Linked DNA regions of Homo sapiens: region 1 is linked to region 2. Evidence: read pairs that join two places in POLR2A ChIA-PET (ENCODE). Cell type or tissue: Caco-2. All regions are shown on one strand. Links, peaks and the distances in the headings refer to the core of each region. The heading gives the core; the rest is flanking DNA.

Region 1 (9,719 bases), core at 4,427-6,926, 130 kb after region 2:
TTATTCATTTTTCCATAATCTAGAGTTAAAAGATTCTTATTTAATTAACATGTATAACAATTAAAAAGTCAAAGCATAAAGTAGTTTTTAAAGTAGGTTTAATGATACTACACTGTCAAGATTTTTTTTTAAACCTATTTTAGGGAGGAATTCCTATCACTTTTCTGTGAGGTTTCCATTGAGTTGACAGTCTACTCATTTCTTATTGTTGTTTTGCCTGAGTTGTAGATCAGAATAATTAAAATGTAAATAGACTAAATTGTATTCTATTGGGAGAGCACATATTTTAAATTGATCATGTGGTAATTATAGGATTTTCAGAGTTAATTAGAAGAATATAGCTGAAATAAAGCCTTAACGTAACCACCAGTCTTTATCAGTTTTTTCTTAGTAATAAAAGAGAACCAGAACAACAGAAATTCGTGTTTGCATATATAATGAAAGAGGGGATAGGTAAGAGAACTTTTCAAAGAAGCAGTATATAAGCTACATTTTAATACTTAGATGAATTTAATGAGTTCATAATTCTTCCAACAGACAGTATTACTCACCATATAAGCAAGCTCCTTTTAGTGGCATTTGATGTGAGGCATGCATGGTTAAAAACTGTTTTATCATTCATTCCTCTTGCTGGCAAACTTCCTAGAAAGAACAATCTTTCTGCTATTAGGAGTTGTATCTTTTGCCTTTGACTATTCAAGTATTTAATTTCTACTTAAAAAAAAACTACCCATTGGTATATTTTTCTTCTTCATTTTTCCGTTACTCCTAAAATACCATAGTGTTTTTCTTCAGGGAATCATTTGCATCCTTTGATAGTGCTTTTATTGGCTTCTGCTATAAGATCAAGATTCTTCTAATCATTTCACAGGACTGAGGTTCCTTTTTCACAATCCAGATAAATAGTTGGGAAACATTTTTTAAAACTTAGAATTAGAAAAATGCAGTGATTTCTCTTTGGGAACCAAACAAAACATTAATATTATCTTTAATGGTTATTACTTGGTATGCAAAACTGAACTTGCCCTTAGAAAGTTACATTATCTACTTTGGACTGAAAATCCTGTATAATGGGGGAATTGAGGTAGGTGGTATAAAGTGTCTACAATGAGTAAGTATATTAAATCCTCGTTATTTCTCATTTCATCAGTACTGTTTTTAAAATAGATGGTTAGACTGTTGGCATTGATGGATTATTTTTTCCATTTCTTTAACAGGAACATGAATCTGAAGGTGGAAGAACACCTTTGATGAAAGCTGCAAGAGCTGGTCATTTGTGCACTGTGCAGTTTCTTATTAGCAAAGGTAAAGAAAGGGCAAGTGATCATTTCCAAGAGGCTACAGTTTATGGAAAAAAAAATCCTAAACTGTTGCAATTTATGTTATGGCTACTTTACCTACAGTAAAGTATTGTATTCTTGCCTTTTGTTATTATATTTTATTTAGTAAGCATAGAGTTTGTGAGTTGTTTACTGGGAATTTTCTTTATTAGTTTTGAATTTTAAGTTTTCATCAACAAAGCAACATGTGGTTGCTCCCAACTTAGAAAAGCCAAATGTAAAATGTCCCACTATGATTAGGTGGATATGCAACAGCTAATGATGAGTCTATTCTGCTGGAGATGTGGGTGGAGGACAGAGAGTAAGTCTGCTACTGTGGTACTTGTTTGTGGTACAGTTGAATTAACTGAGTTTGTAAGGGTCTTATTTATAATTTTTATATGTCTTTAGAAATTCTATTATTAGAATTATATTTAGGCAAGAAATTTCAACTGGTGAATGAAGAATTAGCTTAAGACTGTTTACTGCAGTAAAATAAAATGCTGTAGAACCAATGTTAGGTTTAACCGTATATAATTGTCATGTTATGAATCAAAAATGGTAATGTCAGCAGTTTCATTTGGTTCAGCCTAACTCTTTGTATAGTGTCAGAAATACTGTGGCATATAATGAAACATCCTAGGATAGGATGGTCAAAATACAAGGAAGATTCTCTCAGGTTGTGTTATGTTATTAAGATAAAAACTATATTTATATTTTAATAGATTTCTGACATTTAGTGACATTAAAAATGCAGGGTAAGATTTTATCTTTTTTTTTTTTTTTTTTTTTTGAGAAGGAGTTTCACTCTTTTTACCTAGGCTGGAGTGCAATGGCGCCAACTTGGCTTACTGCAACCTCCGCCTCCCGGGTTCAAGTGATTCTCTTGCCTCAGCCTCCCGACTAGCTGGGATTACAGGCATGCACCACCATGCACGGCTAATTTTGTATTTTTAGTAGAGACAGGGTTTTACCATGGTTTGCCAGGCTGGTCTCAAACTCCTGACCTCAGGTGATCTGCCCGCCTCGGCCTCCCAAAGTGCTGGGATTACAGGCATGAGCCACTGCACCTGGCCAGATTTTATCCTTTTAAATGTACTTGTTTTCCTCTGAATTGGATAAAACTAGGTTTATTTTCTTCATATTGCATTTTTGCTGCCAAGTAAGGCATATCTTTACATAATATAGTCTGTAAAAGCTGTTTACCTCAACCACACAGAAATAAATAGATGGATAAACTCTGGAGTTCTCTTATGTTTCTTTACTAAAGAGAATACCTAATCATACCCAACAACAACCTGCTAAGAATATAATCAGGCTTATCAGGAATAGGAACACATTGATTATATCCTTTCTATGTCAAATAATCCTGTCATCTAAAATAATTTCATGTTGCTAATCTCAGGATGTTTATTGCTGCGTTTTACCTTTCCCAAAAGGTACTTTTATGCAAGTTAGGATTAGATTCAGCTGGATATTTTCTGAAAATTAGACAAACTAATAGTAGTGGTTTTACCCACTGACTTATTTTTCTCTTAAATAAGATAGGTAGAATTAAGAAGGAAGAATGAATATTTCTATAGTCTTAACTTTCTAGTTGAGATCTTTTGGAATTGTTAAAGGTAGCTGAACTAAAGTTATTTTTTCCAGGGGTCAAAAATAATTTATCAAAAAAGAAACTAAGAAAAGACTTTGCATTTAGACATTTTTCAGGTCATGTTATACACAGCTATTGAACAACTTGCCTTTCAGATAACATATCTGGATAATATTCTGTCTTCTCTCCATATCTAGGTCCCCTGACTCTTAAAATACACAATATGAAGAATTATATATCTCTTAAACATTGCTTAAAAAAATCTGTTTTCTTTACTTTGAGACCTGGCTATATTGCCACTTTCTAGTAGATCAAAAATGTCTTTGAAACATTTTGAGTTATATACAGTGGTGTTATTTGATGCTTACATTAACCTGTATATATTTATTAATCTTAGTCTTCTAGATTTTCCATTTTAAAAGTGATATTGAATGAACGAACTACAGCTTCATGCAACATTGTGGATGAATCTCACAAATATAATATTGAGTGAAAGAAGCCAGACGCAAAAGAGTACATTGTATGATTCCGTTCATATAAAGTTCAAAAACTAAAACCAGTTTGGAAGTCAGGGTAGTGGTTACCATTGGGAGGCTGGGTAGTGACTGAAAGGGAGCACAAGATGGGGCTTTTGGTATGTGGATAATGTTCTGTTTCTTCCTCTGGGTGCTGGTTACACAGGTGTGTGTTCATTTTGTGAAAAAAATTCAAACTATACACTTAATGATTTGTATATTTTTTTGTATCTACATTATACTTCACAAAAAATTTTTAAATGATATTGACTATGAACTAGCTTGATGTCAACCTTTGCTAAGATTGCGATTTATTTTTCTTCAAAGGTGCCAATGTTAACAGGGCTACAGCCAATAATGATCATACAGTAGTGTCGCTGGCATGTGCAGGAGGCCACCTGGCAGTTGTTGAGCTTCTCTTGGCTCATGGGGCTGACCCTACTCATCGACTCAAGGTAGTCTACTTAAAAATAAGTAAACAGGCTGTGTGCGGTGGCTCATGTCTATGATCCCAGCACTTTAGAAAGCTGAGGCGGGTGGATCACTTGAGCCCAGGAGTTTGAGACTAGTCTAGGCAACATAAGGAGACCCCATCTCTATTAAAACACACACACACACACACACACACACACACGTATGTATGTGTATATATATATAAATAATATGTGTATAGTTATAAAAATATGTTTGATCTATCTTAGTGCTTAGTATTTAATACTGTTTAAATGAGTTTTGATTTTATATGAGCTGCTAAGAAACTATAAAGAATTAATTATCATGGCAATTCTTTTTCAGGATGGTTCAACAATGCTCATTGAAGCTGCAAAGGGTGGCCATACTAATGTAGTTTCTTATCTGTTGGATTATCCAAATAATGTTCTGTCAGTTCCCACCACAGATGTGTCTCAGCTCCCTCCACCTTCTCAAGATCAGTCTCAGGTAAAGTAAAATGGAGCTTGTTTGTTAATATAAATATTCTTCAACATGATTAGAAGTTTTTGTTTAAAATCAGTTTTAAGCAAAATGGACTTGTTTTTATTCTCTGTTACATATTGAGAAAATCATGACTCTAAATTCTTTAGGATTTATTTTCTTTAAAGGTACACTGAAATTTGTTATTGCCTTATTTATTGAGAATAGTGGTTTTTAAAAACCACTTAATATCAAATATAAACGTAAGTATTCTAAGTTGTTATCTTATTACAACTAGGTTTTTCAGGGTTTTTTATTTGTTTTTTAACAAGAGAATCAAGAGAAAGCTTTTTCTTTTTTCTTTTGTTTTTTTTTTTGAGATGGAGTCTTGCTCTGTTGCCCAGGCTGGAGTGCAGTGGCACAATCTCAGCTCACCGCAACCTCCGCCTCCCAGGCTCAAGCGATTCTCTTGCCTTAGTCTCCCAAGTAGCTGGGACTATAGGTGTGCGCCACCACGCCCAGCTAATTTTTTGTATTTTAGTGGAGATGGAGTTTCACCATGTTGCCCAGGGTGGTCTCAAACTCCTGAGCTCAGGCGATCTACCTGCCTCGGCCTCCCAAAGTGCTGGAATTACAGGCGTGAGCCACATGCCCGGCCGAGAAAGCATTTTCTTAATACCTCCCAAGGTAGTATTAATTATCCTAGAGATAGTGACTTTTGTCAACCATGAAAGTATAGGTAACATAAGCGCTAGAAGTTCATTAAAGTAACTTTTAAACCCACCTTAAATTATGGAGCTTTTACTAGTATATTAAGTTGGTGAAATCTAAATTCTTTTCTACAAAGTCATTCTGAAAACTGCTAGCATACCCCAATTGAAGAAATATATTACATTTTTGTTTTCTTTTGATCCATGTAGAATTTGAACAAGGGTAAATTGGCTAGTGGATAGTGAATATGTGACTTGTACCCCTAGCTACAATTGGAACCAGCAAGGCGTTCTATTCAGCAAGGGAGTAATGTTATTTCCATTTAGCTTAAAATCATTGACTATTTGTAGATTCCCCGACTGTCTAATCATTAGTCTCAAAAATTATTGCTTGGTGAAAGCTTTTTTTAAAAAAAGCTTCAGGAAACAAAAGTGCATTTGGTGGTATATGAAGATAACCTAAAACAGGATATCTGTTTCATTTATGGGCCTTTGTCTTATTCTTTGGTCTGAGATGATTTTTTTCTGAGTTGACTTTTTAGGTGCCACGTGTGCCAACGCATACACTTGCCATGGTTGTACCTCCCCAGGAACCTGACAGAACTTCACAGGAGAACTCTCCTGCCCTTTTAGGAGTGCAAAAAGGTTAGTTATTGAATTATTTTTCTTAAAATGGGTATTTTTTCACCTAATTGATAAATCCAGAAATGTACTTTAATGATACAGAGTTACTGTGTACCCATGGCTAATTGAGGTAGATAATTCTGACAAATGCAAATAGTCTTACTATCTAAAACCAAAAAGACGTGTTAGGAAAAATGACTTTTTATTATTTTCCTGTTAACATACTGATAGTTGTAGCTTTCATCTGGCACAGATGAAAACACTTAAGAAACAAGCCAAGTTCTTGATTATATTTAAGTAACCACAGTTTATCAGACATTCATTTTTCATTTGATAATTCTTTAGCTAACCAATAGTAAATGAAGAGTAAAAATGCATATTTGCTATCTAGTTAAGTCTTTGTAACATTGATTCAGTTAATGAGTGAGAAGTTTAAGAATTACATTCAGTTGCATTTATGCAATGCTGAATATAGTAGATTATCATCTGTCACTATGTGAACCTGGACAAATAACTATCAAAATAAAATGTGTACAAGTAATATCCAAATGACTATTAAGAAGGAGAGTATACTACTTAAAAAACTCAAGTTTATGAGCTCTGATATGTTTCTGCTGTCTTTATATTTGTAAATGAAATGTACCTTCATGTATAAATGTACCTTCACTTCATAATTATGTATAGTTGTAATATCTGAGTTTTCTGAAATAAAGAAAATAGTTAATATGTAGGATGTTTAAAACTATGTAAAAACAAACTTATGAACATCGTTCATTTAGTGTATGATAATCAAGTCCTAGATATTGAAATCACAATGAGGTATGTAAGTGTATATAAATATCTGTAACACTGATTTAAGAAAAGTTGGTGTGGGTTGACTGTTATAGCAGCAAACAGAAATTTCTTTCAAATTATGCCAATTTTAGTAATTTAAAGTATTGGGGGCCTTTACCAGGGCTAAACTATTAATTTCAGAGATGAAATATCTGTAGTCTCTCTGATTTAAGCTAATTCTAGCAGTTTTTCATGGAACACCTAGCTATTCAAAATTTTCCTGCTGTTTTTAATCTTAACAATTAAAAAGCAAATTAAACATGCATCTGTAAGTATCATAATCAGCTGATATTTAACCTTTAGTAAAATATTTAAAGCTAAATGCCTCTGTTTTTATTGTTTTCTTTGGGGGGGAGTTTATTTGGCTAAACCTTATAGAGGACTGTAGTAACTTTGGCTTTGGAAACTCAATACTAAATAAGAATCATTGGCCGGGCATGGTGGCTCACGCCTGTAATCCCAGCACTTTGAAAGGCTGAGGCTGGTGAATCATCTGAGGTCAGGAGTTCAAGACCAGCCTGGCCAACATGATGAAACCCCATCTCTACGAAAAATACAAAAAATTAGCCAGGTGTGTTGGTGGGTGCCTGTAATTCTAGCTAGTTGGGAGGCTGAGGCAGGAGAATCGCTTGAAGCCAGGAGGTGGAGGTTGCAGTGAGCTGAGTTGAGGCCATTGCATTCCAGCCTGGGCGACAAGAGCAAAACTCTGTCTCAAAAAAAAAAAAAATCATAAAAAAAAATATAGGCCACGTGTGGTGGCTCACGCTTGTAATCCCAACACTTTGGGAGGCTTAAGCAAGTCAATCACTTGAGTACAGGAGTTTGAGACGAGCCTGGCCGACATGGTGAAATCCCATCTCTACTAAAAATACAAAAATTAGCCGGGTGTGGTAGTGCACACCTGTAATTCCAGCTACTAGGGAAGCTGAGGCATGAGAATCACTTGAACCCGGGAGGCAGAGGTTGCAATAAGCCGAGATCTTGCCACTGCACTCCAGCCAGGGTGATGGAGTGAGACTCTCAGAAAAAAATTAGTGCCAGGCACAGGGGCTCACACCTATAATCCCCGCACTTTGGCAGGCCAGGTGGGCAAATTGCTTGAGCCCAGGAGTTCGAGACCAGCCTGGGCAACATGGCGAAACCCTGTCTAACAAAAAAATACAAAAGTTAGCCAGGAGTGGTGGCACAAGCCTGTAGTCCCTGCTGCTAGGGAGACTGTAGTGGGAGGATCACTTCAGCCTGGGAGACCAAGGCTGCAGTGAGTCATGAGTGTGCCATTGCACCCCAGTGTGGGCCACAGAGCGAGACCTTGTCTCCAAAAAAAAAAAAAACCAGAAAAAGAAAAAAAATTAGGCTATGTGCTGTGGCTCATACCTGTAATCCCAGTGCTTTGGGAGGCCGAGGCAGAATGATCGATCAGCCTGCCCAGCATAGGAGAACTTGTCTCTATTTAAAAAAATTTAAAAATTAGCCAGTCATGGTTGCCTGTGCCTGTAGTCCCAGCTACTCAGGAAGCTGAGGCAGAAAGATCACTTGCACCCAGGAGCTCCAGGCAGCAGTGAGCTATGATTGTACCACTGCACTCCAGCCTGGGCGACAGCCTCAAAATATAAATAAATAAATAAATAAATAACACAGATCCACAAAACAATCAAGAAATAAGCTAGATAGAGTGTATGCCAAGAGGAAATAAAAACATTTTAAATTTAGGTTTAATATGTAAATACTCTGAGATGTTTAGGTAGTGATTTTTTAAGTTTATACTCTAGTGAGTAACCATATTTTTGCTTACTGAAATATCTTGGATTATTTAGTTATTTTCTGCATTTTGATGTTTTATTACTTACTAAATAGTATAAACATGGACTACCTTTCTAAGGAATCATTTTACTAGATTATTAGGGTTATCCCTAATTAACATTTGTATTTAGATCACTTGGGCACTTGCTACTGCTATCAACCAAATGGCATTGGCAATCTAACAGTTACTTATGTAGGATCAAACTGCGATAGTGCATTGTGTTAAAATGTCATGTTAGTATAAATCATGCATATCATAGAATATTATGTTGCTATGAATTAGGAAAAATCATTTAATTATGGAAAAGAACACACTGAATTACCAGGATAGGAAAACCTATCTTAAATAAAGACTTAACTTTTTTTTTATACTTAAAGCTCCTTTTTCTTCTTAAAGCTTCTCTTTTATGTCTCTGGAAAAGCTCCCTTGAGTGATGAAATTGCTGTTTGACCTTTTTGTTTTTGTTTCTTCTAAGTCCATATATTCTGTGTCGTGTATGTGATTAGGGATGGACAAAGGGTTCTTATTCCCTAGGACTCTCTTTTCCTCTTCCAGCGATCATCTTTTCAGGTTCTTATAACATTTTACTCCTGTCTGTTTTTAGTAAATCTTTTTATTATTCATATCCTCATCCTTTTAAAAATGTATTAATGCCCATAAATCTTACCCAGGTGTTTGATATATGTTCTACTCAGATATTCTTTTCTTTCATGCCCCATGTGTACCATTTGTACAGGCTCCGTCCATCTTGATTCATAACCTCCCGATTTAGGCAACTTGATCTCACTTGTCTGTTGGTTTTCAAGGATTCAGGATTCTAGGTGGCATCTAACAGAGGCCTCAGAATCACGTCCATAAAATATGAAACTCAGAGTGACATGCTCAGTTTTCTAGCATTATTTAACTTTATTACCTGCAGTTACAAATATTCAGATGGGAAAGGATACATAAGTAATGTAAATCCGTTGCCTTGTTATAACTGGTTCTACAGAAAGATTCATTTTGATCTTTTGCAAGTTGTGTAACTTAGAATTAATCTGCTGCAAAGCATTTAAAATTATGTCAGGATAAACAAAACACATCTTTTGTGTATACCTCAAGCCCTCCTGAGGAGTAATTTCCTTTTCTCTGAAATTCTAGAGTACTTCATTGGATCTTCCTTCCAGTTCTTGTCACTTTTGCTTGCTCCCCTCCCCTTGGGACCTCAAGTGTAGAGGGTTGAGTTAATCATACTCAATTTCTGGTGCTTTATCACCATAACTTCTCTCTTGTTTCATTTATTCCCTTTTATTTCTCTTTCCATTCCCCTGCTTCCCCCATAGATAATCATTTCAATATTTGATGTGTATATTCTTTTGTTCTTATAAATTCTTATAAAATATTTATTTTTTATATGTATGTATATAT
Region 2 (9,719 bases), core at 7,016-9,515:
AAACTGAGGCTTGGAGACTGATTAGCCCTGGGCCACCAGTGAGTCAGAAGGGGGCAAGTGCAGAGCAGAAACCCTGGCATCCTGCTTCCCAGCCCATGCGAGTTTCCTGGGCCTCTGGAAAGGCAGGCTCCATGGGACTCTGAGTGCTGCTGACTCACTGCTAGGCCAGAGTTCTTGATTTGGAGAGAGCACTTGCTCCCCAGTGGGGAGGACCTGGAAGAAAGCGGTGCTAGTGGTGACAATTCCCCTGTAATCAACACTGCACATGCATTATCTTGCTTGATCCTCACAACATCCCCCAAACTAGACACTGTTATCATCATCTGCATTTTAAAGGATTGAAGCTTTAAAAGGTAACATCCCAAGGTCACCCAGCTAGTGAGTGTCTCAGCCTCAATTTGAAACCCCCTCGTTCACTTGGGCTTGTGCTCTCCTAAGCTCAACACTCAAATGGATGAGACGACAGCCGCCATCTCTATGCTTCTGTGGAGGGTAACATTATCAGTTTTACTGAGTTTCAGTCCTTCATCTGTTCTGAGGGATAATAAGAAACTCTGGCTCACTAGACTGGAAGGATGCTTAGGTAAGCACAGCAGGGCAGCTAATGAAATGGATACAGTCTTGGGAGTCAGATACTTGGGGGTTCAAATTTTGTTGGTTTTTTTTTCTTTCTAACTTTGAACATGTTATTCAATTTCTCTTACCTACAGTTTGCTCACCTGAAAAGTGGGGACAATAATAGTAGTTATTATTATAGGGCTTTTGTGATGATTCAGTCAGATCATGTGTATAAAGCGGAATATGATGCCTGGCACATAGTAGGTACTTACTCAATGACAGCGGTTATTATGACCAAATTTTTTTCTTGCTTTCTTTCCTTTTTCTTTTTAAGTGGGAACTTGAATAAAATGTTGGTTTATCATGAGCTAGCCATCCTCAGAGATGAAGTGTTCCTTTCTGGGAGATGGCCATGCTTATCAAAGAGATGCTAGATCTGCAAGGCCACCCAGAGTTTTGGAAACCTCAACCCAAAAAAGCAACTCAGGCTCAGAGGTCAGAGGGAAGCTGTGCCCCCTGGGGGAGAGGATTCAGCTGCCTTCTCATTCCCCTCTGACCAGAAGTGAATCCTGCACAGCCCTTGAACTCTGCTGCGTTGGGGAGAGGGGTAAAGAAGGGCACCTCCATTAAGGGTAGGTCTGACCATGAGCCCAGAGTTACCCAAACTTGGAATGTCAGGATGAGGGGTCATTGCTTCTTGGCCCAGGCTGGCTTCTCTCACCCCATCTGAGACAGTTAATCAAACAGTTTGGGCATACAGCTGGATTAGATTAGAATTCAGGCCTGCCCTTTGGAGCCCCCGTGTACCTTCTTATGCTGGCTGGGCACCTGGAAGTAGCGTGCTTCATGCATATTCAGGGATGAACAGGCTCTGCTGTCTGATTGTTTGGGGCTAGGATCTATTTGAATAGGATGAAGGATAGGAATGGATGAGATAGGGGGAGGCTTTTGGAGGTGAGGGGGTTTCAGGAATCCCTGTCATCTCCAGAAGATGTTGAGGAAGGAATATTTATAATGTGCTGGATCCCAAACCATCCTTCTCTATTTCTGGTCCCATTTTTGTGACTTTGAATGATTAACATCTCCAGACCAAGGACTTTGCCCCTACAGCCATCCCCTCTGTGTTGGCCAGCACAGAGAGAAAGTGATTCCTCCCTCATTACACACCCATCTCTCTCTTCAAGCCTCAGATTCCTCAAGTGAAAAATGAGAACTTGAAACAATTACCCTGCATTCAGGCACCGGCCAGTATGTCCATCATGAATTATTTGCTGTCATGTTGCTGTCAAAAGACTTGAGGAGGCTGGGCGCGGTGGCTCATGCCTGTAATCCCAGCCCTTTGGGAGGCTGAGGTGGGCAAATCACCTGAGGTCAGGAGTTCGAGACCAGCCTGGCCAACATGGCAAAACCCTGTCTCTATTTATTAGTACAAAAATTAGCCGAGCGTTGTGGCAGGCACCTGTTATCCCAGCTACTCAGGAGGCTGAGGCAGGAGAATCACTTGAGCCTGGGAGGTGCAGGTTGCGGTGAGCTGTGATGGCACCACTGCACTCTAGACTGGGCGACAAAGCAAGACTCCGTCTCAAAAAAAAAAAAAAAAAAAAGACTTGGGGAGACAATTCTATAACAATTGACAGTGCCTGATTTACAGGATGTGATAACCTTTCTCTCTGTGTCTCAGCTTCTTCGTCTATAAGTGGGGAGAATAACAATCTACTTAGGAGGTTCTTGTGACAACTGAAGGAGATAGCATCTCTGAAGTGCTTGGCAAAATGAAAAGCCCTATATAAATACGTCAGAGCTCCTGTTAACTTTTCTGGTGCTTAACCTTGGAATGTGGTCACATCACATTCTGTACCAGGAATGTACAAGTTCGGTTACTCTTAGAAATGCAGTTGCAGGTCTGCAATTTAACAATTTCACATTATCCATTTGCTCGTTTTTTTAACTAAGGGTTGGTCTAAGACAATGGTTCGCAAAGAAAGAGATACTGCCCCCTAGGGGACATTTCAGGAATTTAGTTGTCACTGACTGGGGAGTCCTCAGGCATTTGGGAGAAAAAGGGGTCAGGAAATTACCTGACTGCTTTTGAGTGTCCTACCAAACACATATCGGTAAAAAGCTTGGTTGTAATAACTTGAGCCTAGAATCATCTCTAATTTACACAAAAATATAACAAGAGTTTTTGCAATGACTTCCAGGAATGAAATTAGTGTGAGTTGTTCATTTTGGTGATATCTGAGCTACCAATACAATGCACCTGTTATCAGGCAGTATTTATAGCTGTGACATTCAAGGTAAATCTGTGTGATTGTAATCAATGGGCTACTTCATTGAGATTTCTGAGTAGTTGTTAGCAGGCATTTGCCAATTGAAATAATGTTATTTTAAAAATCATTTTATCTTTTATATTAATTACGGTTTTTTAAATTATTTTGTAGAGAGAGGGTCTTGCTCTGTTGCCCAGGCTGGGATGCAGTAGCACCATCATGGCTCACTGCAGCCTCAATCTCCTGGGTTCAAGCGATCCTCCTGCCCCAGCCTCCTAAGTAGCTAGGACTATAGGCATGCACCACCACACTCAGCTAATTTTTAATTTTTTGTAGAGATAGGGTCTCACTATTTTGCCTAGGCTGGTCTGAAACTCCTGGGCTCAAGCAATCCTTCTGCCTTGGCCTCCCAAATTGTTGGGATTAAAGGTGTGAGCCACCACACCCAGCCAGTATTAATTTCTTTAGAGTAAATGTACAGATAGGATATTATCTTTAAACTTCATTTCAGGATAGTAAAGGGGTGTTAACATTATTTGTCATAAAAAAATGAAATATTGATTCTGAAAGGATTGAGAACCACGGACACAAGAGATACTCACATGAAAAGCCTTTCTATGGCTGGGTGTGGTGGCTCATGTCTATAATCTCAATACTTTGGGAGGCCGAGGTGGGAGGATCACTTGAACTCAGGAGTTCAAGACCAGCCTAGGCAACATAGTGGGACCCTCCCTCTACAAAAAAGACAAAAATTAGCTGGGCATGGTGGCATGCACCTGTAGTCCCAACTACGCTGAGGTAGGAGGATTGCTTAAGCTCAGGAGATGGAAGTTGAGGCTGCTGTGAGCCATGATCGTGTCACTGTACTTCCAGCCTGGGCTACAGAGCAAGACTGTGTCTAAAAGAACAACAACAAAAAAAGCTTTTCTATATATCCTTTGTAAAAGTGCTCTTCCAGATACTATTCCATATAAGGTCCCATGTAATAAATTCCTCTGGTAATGTAGTCTTGACTATCATGGCTATCTGGTATAGGTACTTCCTTTTATTATTAGATAATAACAGGTGTGGAACTCATATGTTCTTTTTTTGCCTCAACTGCCAGGAAGCTCACAGTTAAGTTTTGAGACTCAGTTGCAGTCGTTATCCTTAGCCCAGCATTTTGAGGATAATTTATTTTTTAGACAGGATCTTGCTCTGTCACCCAGGCTGGGGCGCAGTGGTGCGACCACAGCCTACTGCAGCCTTGACCTCCCAGGCTCAAGTGATCATCCCACCTCAGCTTCCCAAGTAGCTGGGACTACAGGTGCACCACCATGCCCAGTTAATTTTTTTTTTATTTTTAGTAGAGATGACATATCACTATGTTGTCTGGGCTGGTCTCCAACTCCTGAACTCAAGTGATCCTCCTTCCTTGGCCTCCCAAAGTGCTGGGATTACAGGTGTGAGCCACCACGCCCAGTCAGACAATTTCTTTCCCTTCCAATTTGATTTAATTATGGGGCTCTCTAGTCATTCTTTATTTTCATTTTATTTCAGAGTTGGGGTTTCACTCCATTGCCTAGGCTGGAGTACAGTGGTGTGATGACAGTTCATTGCAGCCTTGAACTCCTGGGCTCAAGCAACTCTCTTGCCTCAGCCTCCTGAGTAGCTGGGGACTACAGGCACATGCCACCATGCCTAATTAAAAAAAAATTTTTTTTTTCGGTAGAGGCGGGGTCCGGCTATGTTGCCCAGGCTGGTCTCAAACTCCTGGCCACAAGTGATTCTCCTGCCTTGGCCCCACAAAGTGCTGGAATTATAGGCATGAGCCACCTCACTCAGCCCATTCTTTAAATATTTACTTGTTATCTATGTCTTTTATTGTAAGCCGCCTTTAAATCTTTTCTGGAAGTAGGAGGAGCATAAATAATGAAGGTGAAACTCAAATATCATGCACCTGCAGTCTCCTTCCTAGTACTTTCTGAGTCGGGAAGTCTAGGTTGGAGGGGCCTGGAAAGCCTGAGTCAGAGCAGTTGATGGTGGGCTCAGGTGGTCTCATCCTGCAGACTAGATGTCTCTGACACCTCATCCTCTTTCCCCTCAACGGTCTTCACCTTTGTGAAGGAGTGTGGGCACTGTGAGGAGTCGAAGCAGATTCCAGCTATCAGAGCCCACTCCAAGTCTTGGTTGGATCTTGGTGGCCTGGGTTAAGAGTGGGTCAAGGAAGGGCACCCTAGCTCTGGGGTCACAGAAGTCCAAAGCTACAAGTGGAGAGACTCCTTCCACACAACACACACTCCTGTAGCACGCTGTCTGCATCCCTCAGAGCAGAGGCTCTGAAGCTCAGGCTGAGGCATCAGACTGATGCCGTTTTGAACCCTGGGTGTACTCGCTCCTAGCTCTGCTTTGGGCAGGGTACCTCTCTGAGCCTGTTTCCTCATTCAGAAGTAGGAATGATACCTACCTCAGAGGGCTTCACTATTAGGATTATCTCACTGAGATAATCTGTGCAGTGCCAAGGCAGCACCTAGAACACAGCAAGTGCTCAGTACCTGGCAGCAGCTGGGCATCCTAGTCTACCTTGGATTGGTAATTCTCATGCTCTTGTTTGCTTCCCCCAGCGGTGAGCTCCTCCAGGCAAGAGTGTGCATTAAACCTCGGCTCCTGGCTCACAGGCTCAGGGACCATGGCAAACTGCTTAATGTTTCTGAGGCTCAGTGTTCTTACTAGTAAAATGGGGATAATGAAGTCTACTTCAAATTTTGGGTGTGAGTAAAATTATTAACAGTGGTCATTTTTGGGTAAGGGTATGATGAAAAAATTTATGTTTTGTAAGCATTTTTCTCCTATGGGCATTTTCTGTTTTTTTCTTCTGTAACAAACATGAAATATTTGTGTATTTTAAGTCACTTTTCAAAACATGCTTCTTCTTAAGAAAGCCACTGGGTGTGGTGGCTCACACTTGTAATCCTAGCACTTTGGGATGCTGAGGTGGAAAGAGCTCTTGAGCCCAAGTGGTAGAGACTGCAGTGAGCTATGTTTGCACCACTGTACCCTAGCCTGGGCAACAAAGCAAGACCCAGTCTCCAAAAAAAAAAAAAAAAAAAAAAGAAAAGAAAACTTAAATGTATTGAGTGCTTACTATATTTTAGGCATTGCTCTAAGCACTTTTTTTGTTTGTTTGTTTGTTTTGTTTTGTTTTTGAGTCTCACTCTTGTTGCCTAGGCTGGAGTGCAGTGACATGATCTCGGCTCACTGCAACCTCCACCTCTCGGGTTCAAGTGATTCTCCTGCCTAGCTGAGACTACAGGCATGTGCCACTAGGCCCAGCTAGTTTTTGTATTTTTAGTAGAGACGGGGTTTCACCATGTTGGCTAGGCTGGTCTCAAACTCCTGACCTCAGGTGATCCACCGCTTCTGCCTCCCAAAGTGCTGGGATTACAGGCGTGAACCACCGTGCCCGGCCTCTACACACTTTATACACGTTATCTCTAATTCTCACAACACTCCTCTGAGGAAGTTAGTATTTACACCCTAGTTTTATAAATTGGGCTTAAGGAAATTGCACAATTTGCCCAGCTCGTTGTAAGTAAACCTATAAATGTGATAAAATTGCATAAAGCTACACACATACACACATGAGTGCATATGGAAATTGGTGAAATCTGATTAAGGCCTGCAGTCTATTTAACAATATAGTACCTATGTCATTTTTCTGGTTTTGATATTGTACTACTGTCATGAAAGAAGTTACCACCAGACGAAGCTGGATGAAAGCTGGAGATTTGCAATTTCTTGTGAATCTATAATTAGACTCACATTAATAAATATTTTAATTTATGTTTATTTATATATTTATTTTTTAATGAGTGAAACAATAAGTTTGTTTTTGTTTTGTTTTGTTTTGAGACAGGGTCTCGCTCTGTTGCCCAGACTGGAGTACAGTGGCACGATCTGGGCTCACTGCAGCCGCAACCTCTCTCGGGCTCAAGCGATCCTCCCACCACAACCTCCTGAGTAGCTAGCAGCACATGCGTGTGCCACCATGCCCTGCTAGTTTTCTGTATTTTTTGTAGAGATGGGGTTTTGCCATGTTGCTCAGGGTGGTCTCGACCTCCTGAGCTCAAGTGATCCATCCGCATCAGCCTCCCGAAGTGCTGGGATTACAGGTGTGAGCCACCGTGCCCAGCCAATAAGATTTTTTTGTTTTGTTTTTTTAAAGTGTTAAAAACCTTGTAAGGGGCTGGGTGTGGAGGCTCATGCCTGTAATCCTAGCACTATGGGAAGCCATTGGCTTGCACCCAGGAGTTCGAGACCAGCCTGGGCAACATATGAGCCCCTCTCTACAAAATATTTAAAAGTTAGCCAGACTTGGTGGCACGTGCCTGTAGTCCCAGCTACTTAGGAGGCTGAGGCAGGAGGGTCACTTGAGCCCAGGAGTTTGAGGTTGCAGTGAGCTATGATTGCTACTGCACTCCAGCCTGGATGGCAGAGTAAGACCCTGTGTCAAAAAAAGAAAGGAAGAAAGAAAGAAGGAAAATTTAGATTCAGCAAAGATAAACCTCTTCTCCACTTGCCGAAAGTGAGCAAGCCAAGCATCCTATTCCTGAGGCCACTTCCTCTCACTTAAGGTCCAGTGTACTGCATGAAAGTATGATTTGAACCTTGGAAATAATCTACCCCAACTGTCTCCACTTACATGTAAGAAAATGGAGCCTTGGAGAAGGGAAGGGTCTTACTCAAAGACATCCAATAAGTCTGTGACTAAGCCAGGATGAGAACCCAGTCTTTGAACTCCTAGGTCAGGGTTTTTTCCAGCGCCCACACACAGGGCTGCTCACCCACACAGCACATCTTCCCTGGGCCTTGTCTGGGAGACCACTGGTGCCCACAGGCCAACCCTCACCAGCCTACCCAGCCCAGGGCACTCAGGCCCAGAGGTGGAAGTGAGACCTGGGGAGGGTGGAGGCATGGTGGCCCCCTATTCCAGGCAGCACTGTGAGCCAGGGTAGTTGGGGCCACAGAAAGGGCAAGGATAGACACTCTGAACTTTGGCAGGAGTTGGGTGGGAAGGGAACATGTATGTATGTGCATGTGGGGGAGGTACTCACGCCAAATCCTTGCTCCCATCCCCCTCAGGCTCCTTTGAGTCACTTGTCCGTAAGGTTGGGGCACATTCTTGAAGGGAGTGGTCACAGGGGTTCAAGGCCCATTCAGTCCGCAGGCCAGTTTCTATTCCTCCTGGCACTGAAACCACCTCCTCACTCAGACTCAGCACCCCTCCCCAACTGGAAATATAGTGACATGCTCTTCTAATTCCTGCCCTGGGACCTCCTTGGACCAGACGCGAGGCTGGGGGTAGGGCCGGCCTGGGTGCCCTTTCTCAGGGGATGGATTCTTGGTATTCAATATGTGGGGTGTGGCTGACCTACATTCAGATGAGCCTGATTGGCCCTCCCTTCCCCATCCTGTTGTTCTTCCCCAACCCCCCATCTCTCCGGGCCATTCCGCGGTGGGCCAGGGCAAGGCTGAGGGTTTAGGATCTCTCCCTGCCATCTGGGCATCTCCATCTCTGCGCCCCGGCAGGTCTGCAGCCACTGGGCCTAAGGGAGCGGCCCTAGCAATCCGGTCTGAGGGGAGCAGTGCCCTCGTGTGGCCTCCAGGAGAAGCGCGGCTCTTTTCTCAGCCCGGTCCTTTGTATGCTCTCATTGAACAAGTATTTATTGAGAGCCACTACGTGCCAGGCGCCGCTCTAGGCGCCGCGGCCAAGACAGATACCTGCTCCACGGACTGTGCATTTCAGCGTGTGCGTGCGTGGACAGTCAGGCAATAAATGATAAACAAATACATAAATGAGGCAGTTACTAGTAGTGGTAACTGCTAGGAAGAAAATAAAACAGAGAAATGTGATGGAGAGTGACCCAAGAGAGAAACTTAGGGTAGGATGGGCCGGGCGCGGTGCTCACGCCTGTAATCCCTGCACTTTGGAAGGCCGAGGCGGGTGGATCACGAGTTCAGGAGATCGAGACCATACTGGCTAACACGGTGAAACTCCGTCTCTACCAATACAAAAAAAAAAAAAAAAAAAAGAAAGAAATTAGCCGGACGTGGTGGCGGGCGCCTGTAGTCCCAGCTACTCTGGAGGCTGAGGCAGGAGAATGGCGTGAACACGGGAGGCGGAGCTTGCAGTAAGCCGAGATCATGCCACTGCACTCCAGCCTGGGCAACAGAGCGAGACTCCGTCTCAAAAAAAAAAAAAAAAAAAAAAAAGAAAGAAACTTAGGATAGGATGGAAAAGGAAGATTTCCGTGAGTAGCTAACGTCTGAGATGAGACCTAGGTCACAGATTGTCATGTAAGGATATGGGGGAAAGGCTTTCCTTACAGAGAAAATAGATCCTGCAAAGATCCTCAGGCAGGAACAGGTTTTGCAGAACAGGTGAAGGCCAGTGTGGTTAGAAAGGAGTGAGCGAGGGGAGGCTGGTGTGAGATGCCGTCAGAGAGGTGGGTTGGGGCCAGGGTGTGAATCTTGCAGGCCACGACAAGGAGCTTGATTTTTTTTTCTTCTTCTTCTAGGAGTAATGGGAGTGTGTTGGGTGAGTATTGAACCGAAGAGTAATGTGGCTCAACTGCCTTTTGAAAGGACATGTATGGTGTGGAGGATGGACTTTGGGCAAGGGAGGAAGAGTGGAAGCAGGGGGGTTATTACAAGAGACCAGGAAGCTACTGAAATAATTCAGGTGAGAAATGATGGTTGTTTGAATCAGGGTAGCAGTGCTGGAGGTGGGGAGATGTGGTTGGATTATGGGTATATTTTGAAGATAGAGTCAACAGGATTTGCAAATAATGGACCACATTTTCCTTTGCTCATTTAGCTCCAGGAACTCCTTCACTTACACCCCCTAGTGGG

The links. Peaks named below come from ENCODE experiments on the same cell type or tissue, not always from the same donor. Only the 100,000 strongest peaks of a DNase experiment are listed, where the experiment ranks them.
Region 1: POLR2A ChIA-PET joins it to region 2 with 5 read pairs; 2 of 35 experiments call an interaction of 5 or more read pairs at or near these places.

What each region holds. Positions count from the first base shown.
Region 1 is chr5:140,481,363-140,491,081 of GRCh38, forward strand. ANKHD1-EIF4EBP3 (ANKHD1-EIF4EBP3 readthrough) reads left to right here. Exons shown (of 36, transcript NM_020690.6): 11 at 1,218-1,305; 12 at 3,759-3,886; 13 at 4,227-4,370; 14 at 5,596-5,698. It overlaps ANKHD1 (ankyrin repeat and KH domain containing 1), which reads left to right. Exons shown (of 34, transcript NM_017747.3): 11 at 1,218-1,305; 12 at 3,759-3,886; 13 at 4,227-4,370; 14 at 5,596-5,698. Among named protein-coding and RNA genes, the nearest start is that of EIF4EBP3, 61 kb to the right of the region's middle. In Caco-2, for the core only: no CTCF peak of the experiment used is centred there; no DNase peak of the experiment used is centred there.
Region 2 is chr5:140,349,361-140,359,079 of GRCh38, forward strand. No RefSeq gene overlaps it. Among named protein-coding and RNA genes, the nearest start is that of SLC4A9, 6.0 kb to the right of the region's middle. In Caco-2, for the core only: a CTCF peak has its summit at 8,464 (motif pointing left); a DNase peak (open chromatin) is centred at 8,481.